2 separate regions of the Homo sapiens genome follow, and region 1 is linked to region 2. A link is a contact called in ENCODE Hi-C data. All regions are on one chromosome and are shown on one strand. The core of a region is the stretch at or near the end of the contact, and the rest is flanking DNA. Distances in the headings are between cores, read along the strand shown. Region 1 overlaps PRKAG2 (protein kinase AMP-activated non-catalytic subunit gamma 2). Region 2 holds the start of ACTR3B (actin related protein 3B).

Region 1 (3,500 bases), core at 264-2,763, 1.1 Mb before region 2:
TCATACAATAGGTGGTCTTTTGTGACTAGCTTCCGCTTAATGTCAGGGCCCATTCACATTGTAACACGGATCAGCACTTCATTTCTGTTGACTGCTGAACGATACTCTGTTGTGTGGACACACACACCTTGTTTATCCTTTCGTCAGCTGATGGGCACTCAGGTGGTTTCCACTTTTTGGCTGTGGTGAAAATGCTCCTATGGACATTCCTGTGCAAGTGTTTGTGTGGACATGTGTTTCATTTCATATATACAGGAGTGGAATTGCTGGGCCACAGGGTAACCCTATGTTTAATATATATATATTTTAAATTTAGTTTTGAAATGGAGTCTCACTCTGTCACCCAGGCTGGAGTGCAGTAGCGCGATTTCAGCTCACTGCAACCTCTGCCTCCTGGGTTCAAGTGATTCTCCTGCCTCAGCCTCCCGAGTAGCTGGGACTACAGGTGCGCACAACCATGCTCGGCTAATTTTCATATTTTTAGTAGAGATGGGGTTTCACCATGTTGGCCAGGTTGGTCTCGAACTCCTGACCTCAGGTGATCCACCCGCCTCAGCCTCCCAAAGTGCTGGGATTACAGGCATGAGCCACCACACCTGGCCTCTCTACATTTAATATTTTGAGGACCTGCTGAACTGTTTTCAAGGTGGCTGCACCATTTTACATTTTTACCAGCAATGTATGAGGATTCAAGTTTCTCCTGTACTGTTTAGTTTTGCAAGATGTTACCACTGCGGGGAACTAGGTAAAGGGTGCACAGGATCTCTCTGCATTATTTCTTACAACTATATGTGAATATACAATTATCTCAAAATAAAAAGTTTAATTTTTAAAAAAAGTTTTTTAAAAAAACTTGGAGTGAGCCAAGGTACACAGGAAGTATCTCTCGTTCTAAGTCTATGCTTTTGTCTCTTGCAATAATTTAAAAAAATTCTTACCGGTGTTTATGATAAGCACCATCAATTTCACCTGTAATCGTGAGGGGTTGTTTTTTGGGAGGCAGAAATGGGCAACAAATGGCAGTATGTACGTCAGGAGGACCGCAAAAGTGGTTCACAGACTGAAAAGACCTATAAACCATCACTACAGAAGTTGGTAGAGAGTAGAAATTCTAACAATTAATGTTTTATGCAACTCCACTTGATAATGAATGGGTGTACAGGAGTAGCCTAAAATAAAAATGTTTTTATGTAATATGCTAGTGGGATTGAATTTATTTCTACAGGTTTTTTACTTAGTAAGAAATCTTATGTTTTCTTCCTTAGAAAGGAGGCTACTCATGGAACAACAGAAAAAGTCATGAGGTTTTTTTTTTTTTTTTATAACACACTAAGTCAATTTCAGGAATTTGAGGGCTTTTACAGTTTAGGTATGTACATTAATGTGCACAGGGTCAAAAGACAGACGAATTTGTCAGCACACAGAACTTGAAGCTGGTGGTCGTCGTTGCCCTTTTATGGCAATGTTTTCTTAAAGTCTCAACAGACTTATGCCAGACTTAATTTTAGCTGTTTCAGGCAGGCAGGGAAAGCCGGGAGAAGAGGCGAAGGGAGGGGAAGGGCGTGGGCAATGTCATGCAAGCAAAGGGAAGGGGCGTGCACTTGTGACACCGACTCCTCTCTCAGTCCATCAGCATCAGGGATGTTTGATGTAGCAAAAACAGACCAAATCCACCACCCAAACCCTCCTGATAATCCAGACCGATCTCCCCAGGGAGAACAAAATGGGCCAACCATGGCAGGGAGGAACTGGGTTCTGCTAACAGCCTGGCACAGTTCCACCACAGGGAACATTTCCATTTATATCACATCAGCCAGTCTGAGGTTACTGGACTCTAGTGTGGTGGGAGGGAACAGAGGGACCCAAGTTGGACTTTATGGAGAGAATGCCTGAGAAACATGGAGCCATCACAAGTGTGACTTCTTGGTTGGTAAAAAATGCTAAATTATTATCCCGGCATGGTGGCTCATGCCTGTAATCCCAGCACTTTGGGAGGCCGAGGCGGGCGGATCACAAGGTCAGGAGATCGAGACCATCCTGGCCAACATGGTGAAAACCCCGTCTCTACTAAAAATACAAAAATTAGCCGGGCATGGTTGCGCACACCTGTAGTCCCAGCTACTCGGGAGGCTGAGGCAGGAGAATCGCTTGAACCCAGGAGGCGGAACTTGGAGTGAGCCAAGATTGCACCACTGCACTCCAGCTTGGCGACAGAGTGAGACTCTGTCTCAAAAAAAAAAGCTAAATTATTAAGTTGTGTCTTACATAATTGTGCCCAGGTGCAGCAAAACACTGTATTTTGAATGACTATCAGAAGGGAAAACTTCAGCCTGAAAACTTAATCATAAAACAATTGCCAAAAAAGCACTCCTTTACGCACAGAGGTCGGATATGAGTTTGCTCTGCCTCTTAAAAGAAGTCTTAAATAGCTCCTGCAAGAAATAAATCAACCTCAAATACTGGGTAAGGAGCTCCTGAATAATTTAGCATACAGAACTCTTAGTTTCTGTGCATCCTGCTGTCTTCCTTGAGCTCCACTCTGCTCTGCAAGGGCGTCCTCCAAAGAGTAAAGAACGACGTGAAACCCCCTGGATGCTGGACAGGAGCTGCACATGCACTCTGCTCCCGTTCCCACTGGGCATTCTCCAGGCAGCTCCAACCCACCACTGTGCCTGACATGTCCAGGTCTCAGTCCCAGCCCAGCCCTCTCCTGAGCTCCACACTGCCATCATCTCCACTGGAGTTTTCTACACCAACGCAGATGCACTTCATCTAAAACTGTGCCCCAGTCCTCTGGGTCTTGCCGTCTTGGTTTCTTTTGAGACAACCCACTTGTCTCCATCCCTGCTACACCTCCCCTGTTTCAGGCTTCCATTTTCTCAGGGTTGGCCAGCCGGGCAGCTTGAGCTCCTCCAGTCTTGCCCGCTTTCCAGTCTATTTCCTTCCGTGTAGCCAGAGTGCCTATGATGGTTAAATTTGAATCCAGTCATCTTGACTGGATTAAGGAACACCTAGACAACCGGTAAAGCATTATTTCTGGGTGTGTCCGTGCAGGAGTTTCCAGAGACTGGCATGTGGGTCAGTGGACTGAGTGGGGAAGATCTGCCTCCAGTGTGGGCGGGCGCCATCTAATTAGCTGGGGGCCTGGAGAGAACAATAAAGGTGACAGAGGATTTCCTTGCTCTTTCTCCTGGAGCTGGGACACTTTCCTCTTCCTGCTCTTGGGCATCAGAACTCCAGGCTCTCCTGCCTTGACACTGGGACTTAACAGCAGCAGCCCTCTGGTTTTCAGGCCTTTGGCCTTGGACTGAGAATTACGCCACTGGCTTCTCTAGTTCTGAGGCTTTCAGACTTGGACTGAGCCACGCTACCATTACCTGCATCCCAGGGACTCCAGCTTGGAGATGGCCTGTTGTGGGACTTCTCAGCCTCCATAATCCCATGAGGCAATTCCCCCAATAAATCCCCTCTCATCCATCTATCAGTCAGTCAATCAATCA
Region 2 (3,820 bases), core at 63-2,562:
TGGGAGGCTGAGGCAGGAGAATTGCTTGAACCTGGGAGGCGGAGTTGCAGTGAGCCGAGATTGCGCCACTGCACTCCAGCCTGGGCGACAGAGTGAGACTCATCTCAAAAAACAAAACAAAACAAAAAAATACATGTTTCCAGAAAGCTCCTAAAAAATTAGTATCAAGAATTTACGATCGGGCAAGAAGCAGGAAGCAAGTGGCAAGTGGGACTCTCAGTACCTTTATAATATAGTAGGTGGTGTTTGCCTTCTTTGGTTTCAGTAAGAACTTTTGGGCGATCATCCCATCTTCGACACTTGAAAACATTTTCCAGGAGTGATCTTGGTGTGGTTTACTCAGTCTAAGGCCATTCATTCCTTAAGGCTGGCCAAGCATTTGTTTTGCAGATTTTTCTTCTTAGAAAAATTTAGGCCGTGTTAGGTATAATAATTCCAACTAATTTTTTTTGTTGTTTTTTTGAGACAGACTCTCGCCCTGTTGTCCAGGCTGGAGTGCAATGGCGCGATCTTGGCTCACTGCAACCTCCGCCTCCCAGGTTCAAGCGATTCTCCTGCCTCAGCCTCCGGAGCAGCTGGGATTACAGGCACCCGCCACCACGCCCGGCTAATTTTTGTATTTTCAGTAGAGAAGGGGTTTCACCATGTTGGCCAGGCTGGTCTGGAACTCCTGACCTTGTGATCCACCCTCAGCCTCCCAAAGTGCTGGGATTACAGGCGTGAGCCACCGCGCCCGGCCAATTCCAACTAATTTTTTTTTTTTTTTTTATTATATGGGGAAGGTTACTCAGTCATTCAACAAACATTTGGGCACTTCCACAGGTACACCAAATACTGTGCTAAGCACCTGCTGCTCATCAATAGTGATTAAGACAGACTCAAGCCCTATCCTAGAAGATTTGATAGTCCAGTAGGGGAGGCAGACAACAAATACATAAATATAAAAATATAAACACTTTGCTTTAAGGGTTAGGAATGAAACCAACAGATTGTTGAGACAGAGGATACAGTACCGGTAGGGGACATAGTCAGGGTGATCAGGAACAACTTCCCTCGCAAGGTGACATTCGAGCGAAGACTTACAGGAGGAGAAAGGCGCCAGGCCTCGGAAATGGGGTCACGTTCATGTAAGTCAGTTAAAAATAAACCCCAATCTCTCCAGCAGCAAGGTTGGACGTATGGGGCCAAGAAGCCTCGCTGCCAGCACTAAAGATGGCGCGCCGGAGTGGGGGTGGGGGTGTTGGGGGAGGCGGGGCGTGCGCGCGTTCTGATTGGCCGACCGGGGAGTGACGTCACGTGTCGGCCGCCGAGCATCCGGGCTCCCGGCAGCGGCGCTGCGGCGGCTCGCGGGAGACGCTGCGCGCGGGGCTAGCGGGCGGCGGAGCGGACGGCGACGGGGCGCTCTCGGGCTGCCGGCGGGGCCGAGCGCCGCGCGTCCCGAGCATGGCAGGCTCCCTGCCTCCCTGCGTGGTGGACTGTGGCACCGGGTAAGAGCAGCTCGGCGCCCACCCCCGCTCCTCCGCGGCCCCGCTCCCGGCCCCTGGCGTCCACCTCGCCTGGAGGTCGAGCTGCGTCCGTCGCCCCGGGCTTGAGCCCCGCGATCACCTGGGCAGGTGGGGCGCCGGCCGCCGCTTCCCTCCAAGCCTTGCCTTGACGTCGTAAAACCCCCTCTTCCCTGCCGGGAAGGGCCACAAGAGGAAAAGCACGGAGGGTAGGGACGCGGTGCCCACTCTGAGCGAGCCCGGCGCTCCTCGCCTCCCCCGCCCACGTGGCCGGGCCCCTGGACCCGCAGCCCGGCTCCGGCCGTCGCCGGGGTGGACACCCTGAGGGACACCGGGAGCGCGGGATCTCCCCTCCTAGGAATATTCGCCAGCGTGAGGCACAGATCATCACTGCAGATCCTTTAACGTCACTCATCTCCTAGTGAACGGTGTCCCTGCCTTCCAGCGTTCTCAGCACTGGCCCTCGTTCTGTCCCCGCGTGTGCGTGTCATTCCTCCTGGCTGAGGATTCTTTACCACCTACTTGTGGAGAGAATAGCATCGATCTCCCAACTTGATACCATTTTTACTGCCCTCCCTGCGCTTTTCCAGTATGAAATGGCACACTCAGGCCAAGCTGTCCCTTTGGTTTGCATAGATTTGCCTTTTCGCTGAAAAATGATGTGTTTAAAAAGACTCCATTTTGAAAAATACCCTAAATTTGGGAGAGCATGTTTGTGGAATTGTGGTAGAGGTTTTTGTTTTTAACTTTTTGAGTGTGACCACTTCTTTCGTTGCCGTTAAGCTATTAAAAAGAGATCTTAGGAAATGCCCTGAAGTATCGGTGACCCAAGTTAGCTGGTTGTAGTAAGGTGATTGCTGAATCCATGTAGCTGGTAGTTTGGGAATACAAGCTTGCCTGCCTGCGTTATGGGTGTAGTGCTTAGTAAAATAGCCTGGAAGTAAATTTGGTCTCTTAGCGATTTTTTTCAAGAAGGGATTTTAATCATTTTTGCCACAAAATGTAACATGGCATGTTCACCTTACCCTTGATTCTTTTCTATAGAAAAATGCACTTGGTTTGGTTTCCTTGACAACCTTGTGGGGGTGCCTTCTTTAGTTTGCTACAGTCCATCTCCTACTGTTAGTTCCTTCCTTTTGCTGCTGAAGCGACCAGAAGTGGTTGTGGACTGGAAAAATCCTCTTTGCTTGTGTGAATTCTTTTTGAAATACACGTCATATCAAGCTTTGTAGCTCTTTATTTTAGAACTTGCTTTTCTACCTAAAACACAAGCCAAAATCAGCGTTGTCGATACTACAGCTCCCCTCCCTCAATTATTGACACCCTTAACTCATGCCCTCCCCCAATGGGTTCACCTCAGGTCCCCTCAGGTCTGGTTGTGTCAAGAGTGAAACCAGTGGGTGAAAGTATTTTTCATTTCCACATTTGCATGTGAGATTTTTGCTTTGTAGTTTTAGTCTTGCAGAACTATTAAAATATAAAGGAATTCTTGGTAGTAGCAATAAAATAATGCTCACAGAGTTGTCATACCTTTAAGATTAGTAAGTCGTGGACCTTACTCATCTTTCTTGCTATAAATACCTAAAATGTCGTGCTCAGTTTTGACCTTTTGAGGTAAGTGATTAATGTAACTTGGCTAACTTGGAGATTCAACTTCTATAGATCATTGTTTTGTGGCCCAAAGTCATGCTTCAGAAGTTGGTGTCAAGACTTAGAAACGGTGGCAGGGAATCTCCATATGAATTCCCCATATCGAGTGTATGGCCAGAAGGAGCCTGAAAGAGCCCGAATTTACCAACTTGAGCACATCAGTAGTTCTTACATTTCCCAGAGAGCCAAAATGATTTTTGGATTTAGTTTTGCCTCAAAATAGGACAAAAAGTGGTAAAATTCAGATAAAAATAACCAAGCCAAAGGAAAAGAACGGACCTAGGAAGTCACCCTGAGCTTTAGCCCAGTGGCTGCTGAAGTTGGTCCGCACATTCGACCTTAGTCTTCCTGTCTGACAACATCATAAGAGTCATGGTTATGTAATTCCTGTCATCAGAAATCAAGAGAAATACCTGTTTCTTGGGTGAAAAAAGCCTTTTTTTGTAGTACTAAATTGTAAAAGCATTGAGCTATACATAGTGGGCACTAATGATTTATTGGACAGTGTGATAAACAGTATTTTTTACAAATAAATTTCATCCCAGTATCCTTGAATCCTCCTCAGGTAAACCCCGAGACTACCTGAGTAAGCAGTGATGTGCTGGAGGCCAGGATAATATGGACAAAGGGATCTGCTGAGTCCAAAAATAAAGCTTCATCTATTTAAA

The links. A loop is a pair of places that touch in the nucleus more often than their neighbours do. Pooled maps may share reads with other maps.
Region 1: a loop to region 2 is called in a map with no recorded cell type, with 2.6 times the contacts of the local background. The contact joins the enhancer-like site here to the promoter of ACTR3B in region 2. A Hi-C loop is called at or near these places in 4 of 37 single-sample maps with no recorded cell type and 9 of 50 pooled maps.

Annotation. Positions count from the first base shown.
Region 1 is chr7:151,636,403-151,639,902 of GRCh38, forward strand. All of the region lies in intron 4 of PRKAG2 (protein kinase AMP-activated non-catalytic subunit gamma 2), which reads right to left. Among named protein-coding and RNA genes, the nearest start is that of RHEB, 120 kb to the left of the region's middle. Within about 2 kb of position 1,514, at least 7 of the 41 ENCODE cell types and tissues checked have a DNase peak (open chromatin) inside an H3K27ac peak, as active enhancers do.
Region 2 is chr7:152,758,440-152,762,259 of GRCh38, forward strand. ACTR3B (actin related protein 3B) reads left to right here and starts at 1,313. Exons shown (of 12, transcript NM_020445.6): 1 at 1,313-1,487. The coding sequence starts at 1,444. RefSeq lists enhancers at 955-1,114, 2,115-2,164 and silencers at 1,365-1,884, 1,645-1,939.